Linked DNA regions of Homo sapiens: region 2 is linked to region 1. A link is a contact called in ENCODE Hi-C data. All regions are on one chromosome and are shown on one strand. The core of a region is the stretch at or near the end of the contact, and the rest is flanking DNA. Distances in the headings are between cores, read along the strand shown.

Region 1 (6,817 bases), core at 1,163-3,662:
CCCAACTTTTTGGGAGGTCGAGGTGGGTGGATTACCTGAGGTCAGGAGTTTGAGACCATCTGGCCAACATGGCAAAACTCTGTCTCTACTGAAAACACAAAAATTAGCTGGGCATGGTGGTGCGTGCCTGTAATCCCAGCGACTCAGGAGGCTGAGGCAGGAGAATCGCTTGAACATGGGAGGCGGAGGTTGCAGTGAGCTGAGATGGCGTCACTGCACTCCAGACTGGGGGACAGAGCGAGACTCCGTCTCAAAAAAAAAAAAAAAAAAAGATACAGCATGGTAAAACTGTAGAACATGAGAAGAGGGAGAAAAGACCAACAACCTATGAAGGAACGATGTTAAGATTGTCACTGGACTCCTGAGGAGCAATGAGGGGGAACAGGCAAACAGTGGATGGCAATCAAGTGTGCTGAGAGAGGACAGCTGTCATTCAAGCAAGCAAGCCAAAATATCTGTCAAGAACAAGGGCAAGGCCAGGCGCAGTGGCTCATGCCTGTAATCCTAGCACTTTGGCGGCTGAAGCAGGAGGATCACTTGAGCCCAGGAGTTTGAAACCAGCCTGGGCAACATAGTGAGATTTTACAGAAAATAAAAAAATTAGCTGGGCGTGGTGGTGCATGCTTTTAGTCCCAGCTACACCGGAGTCTGAGGTGGGAGGATTGTTTCAGCCTGGGAGATACAGGTTGCAGTGAGCCACGATCATGCCACTGCACTCCAGCATGGGCAACAGAGCAAGACCTCATCTCCAAATAAATAAATAAATAAAATAAAAACAACAAAAGGCAAAAATGAATCCATTTGCAGATGAGCAGAAACTGAGAGGATTTGCACCAACGAAGCTACAAAAAAATAAAATTTAAAGGATTTACCTCAGGCAAAAGGAGAGTGATCCTGTTGGTGAAAGCTGAGATGCAAGAAGAAAAGGTGGATAAAAATGGTAATTGTGTGGCTGAATCTAAACTAATGTTGACTGAATAAAACAATTTAGTAATGTCTCTTGGGGTTACAGTGGCAAAGGTTAAACTTAACATACACTACATTAAGGTGTATAATTTAGAGGATGGGTGATTAAAGTACTCCAAAGTCTTTATATTTTAAGGAAACAGGGTAAAGACATTTTTACAAATATTTAAAGATATTGGACTTTCACAAGGTAAGTATGCATGCCCAAAAGTTTGAAGTAACCACTAAAACTTAGAAATAGAGTATACAGGTGAAGAAAATCAGAATGAGAATAAAAATAAACCCTAAAGAAGAAAGGAAAGGGGAAAAAAACCAGGCAGGACAAATAGAAATAACAAAATACAATGGTAGAAATAATTCCAGATATATCAGTAAATATAATAAATGTAAATGGACTAAATGCTCCAGTTAAAATACAAAGACTATTCTTTTAAAAAACCTTTTTATCATGAAAAATTTCAAGTATACAGCAAAGTGGGAGAAACAGTACAAGAAAACCATATACCTGCGATGTAGAGTCAGCCATTGCTAGCAATTTGCCACATTTGTCTCACCTATATGGGTATGTATAGGAGACTATTAAGAACACCTATTTAACTTCCATAGTAAACATAATATAATGAAATACAATTTAAACGGTAATCATGATGTAGAGTATCCACTTTTGAGGTCAAGCAGATCTGGATTCTCCAGCAATTTTTAATTATTTAACTTACGTGTGTGGTTATTTATTCAAAAGATGTCTCTTCACTAGGCTATAGTAAAAGGATTGGAATCAGGTTCGCTTTTCTGATCATTGTATTTCTAAATATTTGTTGCATAAACAAATAGAATTTACTAGTAAAGAATTCAGCACAGTGCCAGTTGCATAGTAAACATTTAACGTAGAGTAGCTTGTATTTATTGTAGTTGCTGTTGTTATTGGAAGCATTCAGTAGAGTGATACAAAATAAATAAGCAATAATTGGTAGTTTATTATATTTATAATTATTATTTACAAGACGTCACAGTGCCTAGCCCATATCACTCACCCATAAACATTATACTTATACTAAGTACTTTCACTATTATTCAAAGTCTCTAACAGTGCCTGGCACTACATAAGCAAGAGAAAAGTGGAAGTTTATTCTAATTGTTATTATTGAATAAAGCACTTAACACGAAGCTGGCCCCCAGCGGGCCCTTAATAGTTTCCGCGGTGGCTGTCGTAGCTGGACTACAGACCCCGCCTCCTGAGCGGCCCGAAGCCCCGCCCCTTACTGCCCCGCAGTCCCGCCCCCGTGGCTTGTGCCGCGCCTGCGCACTGTCCCGGAAGGGGCTCTACGCGCGCAGCTTTAGTCCCCGCCCCTGGAGCCGGCGGCGCAGGGCGCAGCTTCCCGCCGCCAGAGCGGGCCAGCCTGCTGCGTGCGTGCGTGTGTACGACTCTGCGTGCGTGCGTGCGTGCGTGCGTGCCGTCAGCTCGCCGGGCACCGCGGCCTCGCCCTCGCCCTCCGCCCCTGCGCCTGCACCGCGTAGACCGACCCCCCCCCAGCGCGCCCACCCGGTAGAGGACCCCCGCCCGTGCCCCGACCGGTCCCCGCCTTTTTGTAAAACTTAAAGCGGGCGCAGCATTAACGCTTCCCGCCCCGGTGACCTCTCAGGGGTCTCCCCGCCAAAGGTGCTCCGCCGCTAAGGAACATGGCGAAGGTGGAGCAGGTCCTGAGCCTCGAGCCGCAGCACGAGCTCAAATTCCGAGGTAAGCCCCAGAGGCCGCCACCTTCCTGCCCGCGGCCTCCGCCCCAGTGCTGGAAGGACGGAGCCCGGCGCGGCGGGTGACGTCGGCCCTCGTCCCCACCCCGACGGCGCTGTCGCGGGGGGCGGCGAGGCCGGGCCGGGCCTTGGCGCTCGCCGCGCTCCCCAGAACTGCCCGGAGTGGCCGGGACCCGAGAGGGCTGGTGCGGGAGCCGGGGCCTGCGCCTCCTCCCCGACCCCCAGCCTCCTGGGACTTGCCTTCGAGGCACTTGTCACTTTGTAACTTACCAGTTTGTGATCCTCTCTAGTGTGAGCCTCCGCCGCTGCCTTTGCCTAGAAGTTTCTTCCCCTGCTCCGTGACAGTGTTGACCTCAGGGCTTAGTTGAGGTGTCAGCTGCTCAGAGAGGCCTGCTGTGACCACCCAGCCACCGTGCACACCTGCTGTCATTCCCTATTCCGTCACTGTTTCGTGGTCAGCACGGCACTTTTCATACCCAAAATCACTGTTTCAATACTAGAAGGGAAACTGCATGAGGACAGGCTCTTGTCAGTTCGCTGCTGTGTACCCAGCACACATTATACGCCTAGTAAATAAATACCTGTTGAACCAACAGATGAACATGTTGAACCAACAAATGAACCTCCTCAGGACTTCTGATGGGATTGGGCCCATTTTCCTTTCACTGCGTCCCTCATGCTGTCTCCTGGTTGCGGTGCAAGGAGGCTGCCACGGTGCTGGGATCCTTTTTCTCCGCAGAGCTGTCTGGAGCAACACCTGCGGCGATGGGAAGCCATGACCCTGGTTTCTCCCAGATACTATTACCTCTGTAATTTGTGCCTTTATGTTTTCTATGTTGTTACTTTTGTTTTTTTTTTTTTTTTCCTACCTTCACCAGGGCCACGAGGTAAAAGTTCTTGTCTGACATGCTCATTCTTTCTTTTTGCGTGTATCCAGTGATGTGGGAGGCTCTGGGGAGGTGATGGATGCACAAGACAGATAAGGCCTCTGCTCTCACAGAGCTTACCTTCCGACGAGGACAGACAAACCAACACACAAGATCATTGCAGATAGTGCTAAGTGCTGTGTAGGAAATGGAACAGTCTGACTCCATGGAAGCGTACTTTAGATTGGAAGGCCGGGTCTCCACTATATCGCTAGCACCGGACTCACAGTAGATGCTCAGTTGGTATTTATGAATGAATGAATGGCCAGAGGCTCTCCAGTTTATATGTCCTATTGGGAAGTAGTGTAGGGTAACTTACCCAAAGTTACCCAGTTGGCAAATGGTACATTTGAACCCAGACTTCAGAGTTCACGCTCTTAACCGTTTTGCTGTCTGATCGCTGGGAAATACTCCAGAACGGTGGCTGTCACTTTGCCTTCCAAGTTAACAATGTGAAATAACTCTGAATTTACAGAGAACCAAAGGCTTTCCAATTAAAATGAAAAAACCGAAAAACCCCACCAAACCTACCGTGGATTGTAATTCCAGGATAGTACTTGAGCTTTCATGATGTTCTCATGGCCTTCTGGGGATGCCAGATTGGGAAAGAAGTCCAGGTAGCTAAAGTGAAAATAGTGAGCCTTAGTTTCCACTTGAGTTGTCTGAAGTTCTTTCTCTATCTGGGAGGCCTGGCTTGGCTTCTCCTGATAATTGGTGGGTTCATTCGGTTAGTCCACAAACATTTACTGAGTACCTGATCTGTGTGTCAGATACCCAGAGAAGCCAAGTTATATCAGCTGTACTCTCCTATTTTCCCTCAACCTCCTCCCAGTACTTTAGGGAAGGGGGCAGATGAGAATAACAGCCAGGACAGGACAATGATGTAGGGTAGTCCAGAGTGCTCCAGGAGCATTGAGGAGGTCAACTCCTGAAAGAGGTGTCATTTGAGCTCAGTTATAAAGGTCGAGTAGAAGAAGGCTCAAAGAAGGAAAGGGTGGGGAACATTTCAGACAGAGGAAATTGCATGCACAGAGGCACAAACACTGAGATGACTGGGCTCCTTTGGGATGCCACTAGTAGTTTTTTTTTTTTTGAGATAGAGTTCTCACTCTGTCACCCAGGCTGGAGTGCAGAGGCGCCATCTCACTGCAGCCTCTGCCTCCCAGGTTCAAGTGATTCTCCTGCCTCAGCCTCTTGAGTAGCTGGGATTACATACAGGCATGTGCCACTACGCCTGGCTAAATTTTGTATTTTTAGTAGAGACGGTGTTTCACTATGTTGGCCAGGCTGGTCTCAAACTCCGGACCTCAAGTGATCCGCCCTCCTTGGCCTCTCAAAGTGCTGGGATTACAGGCGTGAGCCCGGCCACCACTAGTGGTTCTGAATGACAGCAACAAAGAACATTTGTTGTGGTTGCCTGGCAAGATGGGAGACAAGGCTGGTGAGTAGACAAGAGTCAGATCTCAGTCCCTTTATGCATAGATGCAGCCAGTGTCCAAGTTAAAATTGTGTTGCTTCTCCTTGAGCAGTCCTTCCTTGCATTAACTTTCTGAAAACCCCCAAATCCCAGTACAAACTCTGTTGTCTAATATGTTATGGAAAGAGGCACTCATTTGAGAAAATTTAAGATTTTGTTCAATTGTTTTACTGAAAGATGTGTGACCTTAGGCCACTTCACTCCTCAAAGCCTGGGGTGGTTATTCGGTCAATGGGGATGATGCTCGTGTCCACGTTGCCTCTTGTAGAACGTGTTTAGAAGGAATGACATGGCTGTTAGTGGCTTTGTAAGTGCATAGTACTATACAGAGATTAGACAACCACTTAACTACTTAAGTGGTTTCATCACTTCTGTACCTGAAAGGTGTGGCAGAGAATAGCGATCATTCTGGCCCTGGATTGGCCAAAGTAATTATGCCAAAGTCACTGGATATTTTTGCTAGGGAAGTGGTCCAAGAGAAGTGGTACCAAATTGTTGAAGGCCTCTGGCTCATAACTTTAGAAGAGACATCTGTGTGTGTTCTTAAATGACGTCATGAGGTGTGTTGTTTGTTTGTTTTAAACTGAATGCTAAGACAGTACAATTAATAGAGACTGAATACCCTGACTTAGAGATAATTCATTTCAGGATGAGAAATGGCACATTTAACTGGTTTCTTCCAGGTTACTCAGGGTGACGACTCTGATTTCTGGTCGTTCACCTAGATGAACCTCTGAGCTAACTTTACTTGAGAAGGTAATAACTAAAATGCCCATTCAAAGGAAAAATTATCTTTTAAATGCAGCCTAAGTTGATCGTATGGGATTGTATATTGTCAGACTCTTTAATCTTGGGAATTTTGTGTGGTATGTTAAATTTAAGGATGTTACAGAAGAAAAAGAATGCAAATTTATATGACTTTATGCAGTTTTATAGGAAGTACTATGCTGCATCATAAATATCAAAAGGAGAAAGCCTGGTGGCTTCCTGAAAGAAGCATGACACAGGAGGATTTGCCTAGACTTAAGGTTGACTTTCATGAGATATTTTTAGTAAGTGAACATTAAGCTCTTTCAGACTAGGGGTATCTTTCTGAGAGAGTAAATGTTTTTGTTTTTTGGCAGGGTCTTGCTCTGTCACCCAGGCTGGAGGGCAGTGGTGCCATCATAGCTCACTGTAGCCTCAAACTCCTGGGCTCAAGAGATCCTCCTGCTTTAGGTTCCCTGGTAGCTAGGACTACAGATGCCACCATTCCTGGCTAATTTTTAAATTTTTTTGTAAAGATAGAGTCTTGCCATGTTGCCCAGGCTGGTCTTGAATTCCTGGCCTCAAGCAGTCCTCCCGCCTCAGCCTTCCAAAGTGCTGGGATTACAGGCATGAGCCACTGCATGCAGCCTAAGTGTGTGTTTTCTTTTATATTTCTTTTTGTCTTTTTCACTAAGTCATAGGAGTTTTTTAAAATTGTCACTCTTTCTGTTGATCTCAGTTCTTCCAAGTCCTAATCGTTTCCTTGCCATCTCCTCACTCTGAGATCCCACTTGTTGTCCAGCTCAAAGAGAGCTTTCCGAATGAGTCACTTTCAAGGCATTATATAGCACTCTTCTTTCATTCCCTTCTCCCTCCCCTTCCATGAGAGTCCATCTGTGGTAAATAGTATGTCATATATTTTTTGGTCGTTCAGGACTCTAGATCATTCCTT
Region 2 (6,817 bases), core at 3,011-5,510, 3.7 Mb after region 1:
TGGCAGCACCAGGGCTGGCCCTATCAGAATCTGACATTTCGAAAGCTGGTGTCTGGGTCTGCCCAGGTTCTCATCAGCTCCAGCCAGCTGTCCCTCCAGCTGCACCTGGAAGCGGGGCCGAGGCTGCCCGCTAGGTGCTGGAGTTTAACACACTCCTCTTTTATTTTCCAAGGAACTTCCCATCACACAGGGCTCCTCACGCCAGGAAACTCGGCTGTTGGGGTGGGAAGGGGAGAAAGGGAGGTGGAAGGGGGACAGGAGGCAGGAGGGGGAGATGGATGGGAAGAGGGAAGAGGGTCTGAGGATGCCTGAACTTCAACCCACTGGTGCTCATCCAGCCTCCCGGGAAAACAGCCCTGCAGAGCCCCATGCAGGAGGAAATGGATTTTAACTGGATTCACAGAGAGCAGGTCAGACCTCCATGAGAATTCCTGATGGTACAGGATCAACTCAGCCCTCCCTCCTCACCTTACTGTCCAGCCACCTGTGGGTCCCTGTGCCCCGAACACCCTCCCTGGGCCTCACTGTCCCATTCCCTGCCCGGAAGTCCTCCTAGCAAAGCTGGCCCTGAGCCTCCCCACACGGCACACCTGTGCCCTCCTCAGCTCCCTTCAGGCTGGTGCTGTTGCACCTGTGCGGTTGGAGGGTCTTCCTCGGGGGAGGGGGCCTGAGGCCTGCAGGGCCTCCCCAATCCCCTCTCCTGCGCCAGATCCTGAATGAGGGGACGGGGACGGTTGAGTCCTGTCTCACCAGCACGTGGCCACACTTCAGACCACTGACTTATCTGTGGACCACCCATCGTTAACGCCCTCTGAATTAACTCAGCTGTTTTGTGTGGCGCCTACTGAGCAATGACACCTGTGAGATCAATGGCTGTGCCAGTCATTCTTGCTCAGGGGAACATTAGAGTCACAGGATGGTTTTCTGTGGTGGGGCACCCTTACCTGCTGCAGGATGCTGGCCTGTGCCACCCCAGCTAGACTGGTGATGCAACGTGGAGCAGGGTCCTTACTCCATGTCTCCCCACCTGTCACTGGGGACCACGGCATGCTCCTACATACACAGAGCAAGCACGTAATGAGTGGCTTGTGGCTGCAGCAGAAACCTCTCCAGCTGTCCCTATGGCCCTCCCAGTGCCCTCAGCACACCCAGTTCCTACACGTTCCTCCAGAATAGCCCCTGGTTACTCTCAAAGCCCTTCACAGGCATGATCTTCCGGGGTCCTCAAGCACACCAGTGAGATGGACAGGCAAATGAAGAAACTGAGGCAGGCAGTCCAAGTGGCCCAGGGTTTCCCAGAAGCCCCAGCTCATTCCTCCAAATCCTTGGGCTCGCTGGTCTAAAGCCTGGTGATTACCAGGCAGGTGGGCTGTTCAGACCTGTGCACAGTAAAGAGCTGCTTATAGTGGAGGTGCTGGATACATGTGCCCCAGCCTGGAAAACAAGCCATGCCAGTGAACGTCCAGGTCGACTTAGGCCTGGCACAACTGTCGCCTTCTCAGACCTCACCCAAGTGCCCTCCACTTTGGGCAGGATACCAAGGAATGAATGGCAGGGCCTGCATTCCTGGACCTGGGCACTACGTATATTTTTAGCCTCTGCCTTCCTGGGCATTTGCAGGGTGGCTAATGTTCTCAGGGAGCCACCAGCTGCACACCCACGGGCTGGGCAGGCACTCGGAGGTCTCTGGGAACTGCACCCTCCCTGCCTTCAGTCCGGGGGCTCAGAGGCCAGCTCCTTTTCAAGGCAGAATCAGCTCCTGCTAGTGAAGCATGCACCCCACCCCCAACACAGCCAGAAGCCTGTGGCTCAGAAACTAGGAGGCATGAAGTACAGGATTTGTGACCTTGGATTTCCTTACTTGGAAAATGGGGTGGGGTGGGGGGACAGAAGGACTTTGACTCCACATGGGATCACCAGGCCAGCTCACTCAGGAGACCTGGTTGGCACCTCCTCCTGACAGGTGCACCCTGTATATCCAAGTGGGGAAGGATGTGCTGTGTTGAGAAGCTGAGAGTCTGGGTCGCGCTTCCCAGGGCCAGATGCCCCAGTCGCTGGAGACCTCTCCTCCCTGAGCTGGGCTGACTCCATGGCTTTGCTGTCTCTGTTCTCTTCCTGCATATGATGTTCCAGGAGCCAAGAAGCAATTCTAGAATGTACAGGTCAATCTTGGCAGATGAAACTGAATTTTCCCTCTTCTCTTCTGCTTCCTGTGTCCCCTTCCTTAAACTCATCACTGTTCTCTTACTGGCCATTGCCGGGCTCTGGTGGGAGCAGGTTGGCTTCACCTTTGTGAAGAGACAAGAGACAGTGTGATGCGGCCCCAAGCCTGTGGAGGATGCCACCAGGCCAGACTGCAACTTCTCTGCGTGACTCCCCCGTGCTGGGCCTCTGTTTCCCCTTCTGTCAAATGGGGAGTCACAGCGTCTACCCTGCAGGGCAGGTAAGATCTTCTTATTATAGTCAGAAACACATTCTAGGTCCTTACCAAGTCCACACTTACACAAACAGGTGAATTAAATATTTCACAAAATAATACTTACTTTCACCATGCGAGATACTATTATTTTCTTTTTTTCCTTTAGAAATAGGGTCTTGCTGCCACCCCTGCGTGCAGTAGTCCAATCACAGCTCATTGCAGCCTCCAACTCCTGGGCTCAAGTGATCCTCCCGCCTCTGCCTCCACCTCCCCAGGAGCTGGAACTACAAGTATGTGCCCCCACACTCGCCCAATTTTTTTTAAAGTTTTTTTTTTTTTTGTAGAGATGGGGTCTCCATATGTCGCCCAGGCTGATCTCAAACTCCTGGCCTCCAGTGATCTTCCCGCTTCGGCCTCCCAGAGTGCTGAGATTACAGGCATGAGCCACCCACCACGCCATCTGATATCTTCTAGCTTATTCTATTTCATTTTTATTATTATTTTTCTTGAGACGGGGTCTAGCTCTGTCGCCCAGGCTGGAATGCAGTGGTGAGATCTCTGCTGACTGCAATCTTCACGTCTCAGGCTCAAGCGATTCTCCTGCCTCAGACTCCCGAGTAGCTGGGGATTACACGTGTCTGTCACCACGCCCGGCTAGTTTTTTTGTATTTTTAGAGTAGAGACAGGGTTTCACCATTTTGCCCAGGCTGGTCTTGAACTCCTCACCTCAAGTGATCCGCCCGCCTCCGCCTCCCAAAGTGTTGGGATTACAGGCGTGAGCCACCGCGCCCAGCCTATTGCATTTTTATAGTCACCACCCACTACTTTTTTTTTCCAGGACCCAATATTGGTCCGTGATCTGATGATGTTCACGGTCAAGACGGAAGCAAAAAAAGCACACACCGCGCGCCCTCGGTCACTAATCACGCGGAGTATACGCGAGGAGGGCCCGCAGCTAAGCGACGGCGGGCGGCCGAGCTTCCTCCACGGCCGGGGAGGTGGGCAAGGCCTCCGGGCCGCAGCCCCGGGTACGAGCGGAGGCTCCGAGGCCCCCGGTAGCCAGTCAGAATTTATTTTAAGGGAAATGGAAAGCTGCGGCAGGCTTTGGGAGGAGGGGCAGGATTAAAAGAGAAAGTGTGCTCAGCATGTTATATTTAGAGGCTGCCACGCCGGAAGCGCCGCCTTCCCGGGAGCTGCCGCCGCGCCCGCCCCCCGCCGGCACCTGGGCACTGGGGCGGGAGTCCCGGGGCTGCCCGGGAACACCCGGCGCCCAGGGCCTCCGCCACTCCCCGGTCCCCCATGAGGGTGAGGGCTATAGGCGCATCTGGCCCAAGATAGGGGAGTCGTCCGGACCCCACTTCTGTAGGAGGGGAAACTGAGGCCAAGGGGGCAAAGCCCCCGTGTTCGCGGCGCCCAGGGTCCGGGGCGGCGCCGGCACGCGCGCGGGCGGGGCCTGGCGCTCCTCCCCGGTCCCGCCCACTGAGCGTGCAAACCGCAGCCGCCCGCCCACGCGCACGCGCGCTCCTCCCGGGCCGCTTCCCACCCCTCCCCCCGCCCGCTCAGTCTCGTGCTCCCAGCTCCGCGAGGGGCCCGCCGGGAGCCGGCCGAGGGTGGGGCGGATCGCCGGGGAGACCCGCCCCCGGCCAGCGGCGCCTTGCTGCGCAGGAACGACGCGAGGGCCCGCCCCCCAGCTGGCGGCCCGGCCATATTTAAAGGACGGCGGGCGCGGCGAGCCAATGGGCGGCGAGCGTGAAGGGGCGGTGCGTGGCGGTGCGTGGCGGCGCGAGGCCCCGGATGTGGCTGCGGCGGCCCCTCCTCCCCCGCGCTCCTCTCAGAGCCCCAGTCGCGCGCCCCTTCTTGGTTCGCTCGGTGCCCGCGCAGGCCCCTCGGGCGGTGGCGAGGAGGCGCCCAGGCGGAGGCGGCGGCGGGCGGAGGAGCGCAGGAGCGGGCGGCCAGGCCACCGCGCGGCGGCGGAGCGGGCCGCGGCCCGGCGCTCCTTCCCCACCGCGGCCCGACGCACCCCGGCCGCCGCCATGAGCGGCTCCTCAGGCACCCCGTATCTGGGCAGCAAGATCAGCCTCATCTCCAAGGCGCAGATCCGCTACGAGGGCATTCTCTACACCATCGACACCGACAACTCCACCGTGGCGCTCGCCAAAGGTAGCGGCCGCCGCCCGCCCGAGCCCGCTGACCCCCGTCCGCCAACAGCCCCGGCCTGCGGTGCCCTCCCCGCCCCGGGGCGCCCCGGAGCCTGGCGCCCAGACCCCGCCCAGAACCCACCCAGGGCACACCCGGCCCGAGATCCCCTGCCCGCGCCTTCACCCCGGACGCCCCCGAGGCGCCCCCTTCCCGCGCGCCACCCTCCCCCAGCGTAGCCGGCCGCACAATGGTCTCCCTGGGCTCCCAGGGCGGCGGGATTGTGCGCGGGCGCCCGGCGGTGTTTGGTGAGGGGCGGGCCCGGCCCCCGCGGTGCCGCCCCCTCGGCCGCCCAGCCCACCTCTGCAGGTGCCAGCTCCGAGGAGCAGGGCGGCTCCCGTCAGCGGGCCTCCTCCCCGCCAGCCTGGGGGGATCCCTGCGGGGGAGCCTCGAGGTCGGGTGGCGGGGCCAGTGTCCCGGCGTCTCCCGAAGGCTGGGGGTGGGGTCACAACACGCGAATCCTGCAAGCCTTTCTGGAACTTATTAGACAGCTGGGGCCTTGATCCTGAACAAATACCGCGTCCTAATGCGGCCTCCTGCCAAGGCAGAAGCATCCGTTGGCAGCCAGATGCCCCGGTTTAAACGGTTCTCCTGCTCTATCCTGACCTTCCCACTGTGGGGCTTACCTTTTGGTGACAGCCGCCTGTGGGTGCTCGTAACCGGCTGTGGCCGCTGGAGGACTTACAGGAGGGGGGCTCTTTAGAGTCAGAATCTCTGAGGTTGTTGAGGCAGCGGGTGGTCCAGAGTTTCTTTGTCTTCATCACCCAGAGAAGACGGGGAGTGCACTTCCCCTGCCTCTCAGAGAAAAGTGCCCGTGGAGCCACGTCTGCCTAAGCCCGTGTGTGTGCTGGATCTGGCGCTAGGCTCCCAGGGGTTCTTGAAGTGTCTAGACGCGTCTGAAACGCTGCTTAGGTCACAGGGAACTTCATGTGTAGAAGAACGCACTCATTCCAAACAGGGAGTGTCTCCTTTTGAAGCCCGTCTCCTGCGTGGCTTCAGGAGCTTGTTGAGTATGCCAGGGCTATGCACTCACTTGCAGCCATGGAACCTCACTACACTTATTACAGGAGAGCCCAGTTAGAGAAGCTGAGGCCCAGAGTAGGCCCAGGAGTTAGCAGGAGTTGTGTCTTACCAGTTAGAGGCTGCTGTCCCACCCACCTCTGCCCCTAGAGGCTTGCTAGAAAGAGACTTGGGCGCTCCTGGAAGCCTGCTGGTTAGGGGTTAGTAGACTCAATTCCTTATAGATGCGGAAGCCGGGGTCAGAGGTCCATAATCCTGGGACCCTGTCTCCCTTTGTTTTCTGTTACAGCTGTTCCAAGGTTTGTTATGGATAGAAGGGTAAGGGCAACACTCGTCTAGATTCCTTTGTGAGAAAACTGCCTCCTCAGGCGCAATGTGCGGTGAGGCTTTGGGCATAAAGCAGCCGGCTGGCTGTTGGATCTACAGAGTCAAACGTGAACAGGGAGGCCTTACGAAGCAAGCCTTGTTTTGCTGAGAGCTCTGTACGTTGGTGCCTTCGCACATCAGACTGTCAGTCTGTGAAATTGTTCCTTGTCATCTTTGTGATCTAGAGCTGTCTGTTGTCTGGAGCTTCACCAATTGGTGCATTATCAGCACTGTCCATTGAAAATCGGGGCATTAAGTAGTTGTTGAAATGTGGACCTGGGGTGCTGTGTTGTGGCTCTGAGCAAGTGTCGCCGTCTTTTGGAAGGCTTGGGAGCAGTGGTGTCAGGGTTGATTGAACTGGCTGAGGACAACAATAACGCTTCTCTTTCTCCACTCATAAGTGAGGTCCTTTGGCACTGAAGACCGTCCCACAGATAGGCCTGCGCCCCCCAGAGAGGAGATTTATGAGTACATCATTTTCCGAGGAAGTGACATCAAGGATATCACTGTGTGTGAACCTCCGAAAGCTCAGCACACACTCCCGCAGGATCCCGCCATTGTTCAGGTAAGTGTGCCACTGTCCCTCTGTGCATGCTGTAGGAGATGCTGGTTTCCATTTGGAGCTTGGTGGCATGTTTGGTCAGAACGCTCAATGTGAGGAATAACCTTTTTTTTTTTTTCTTTGAGGCAGCGTCTCGCTGTGTCACCAGGCTGGAGGTCAGTGGCGTGATCTCAGCTCATTGCAACTTTGGCTTCCCAGGTTCAAGCAATTCTCCTGCCTCAGCCTCCCGAGTAGCTGGGACTACAGGGACGCAC

The links. A loop is a pair of places that touch in the nucleus more often than their neighbours do. Pooled maps may share reads with other maps.
Region 2: a loop to region 1 is called in a map of CD4-positive, alpha-beta memory T cell, with 24 times the contacts of the local background. The contact joins the promoter of LSM14B here to the promoter of VAPB in region 1. A Hi-C loop is called at or near these places in 1 of 168 maps with a recorded cell type or tissue (CD4-positive, alpha-beta memory T cell), 1 of 37 single-sample maps with no recorded cell type and 7 of 50 pooled maps.

What each region holds. Positions count from the first base shown.
Region 1 is chr20:58,386,817-58,393,633 of GRCh38, forward strand. VAPB (VAMP associated protein B and C) reads left to right here and starts at 2,413. Exons shown (of 6, transcript NM_004738.5): 1 at 2,413-2,701. The coding sequence starts at 2,644. RefSeq lists silencers at 2,122-2,561, 2,822-2,941.
Region 2 is chr20:62,118,215-62,125,031 of GRCh38, forward strand. LSM14B (LSM family member 14B) reads left to right here and starts at 4,261. Exons shown (of 9, transcript NM_144703.3): 1 at 4,261-4,579; 2 at 6,403-6,566. The coding sequence starts at 4,453. It overlaps LOC105372706 (a long non-coding RNA gene), which reads right to left and starts at 5,470. Exons shown (of 3, transcript XR_936963.2): 1 at 5,242-5,470. RefSeq lists silencers at 3,320-4,409, 4,570-5,109 and enhancers at 3,773-4,460, 4,461-5,149, 5,150-5,837.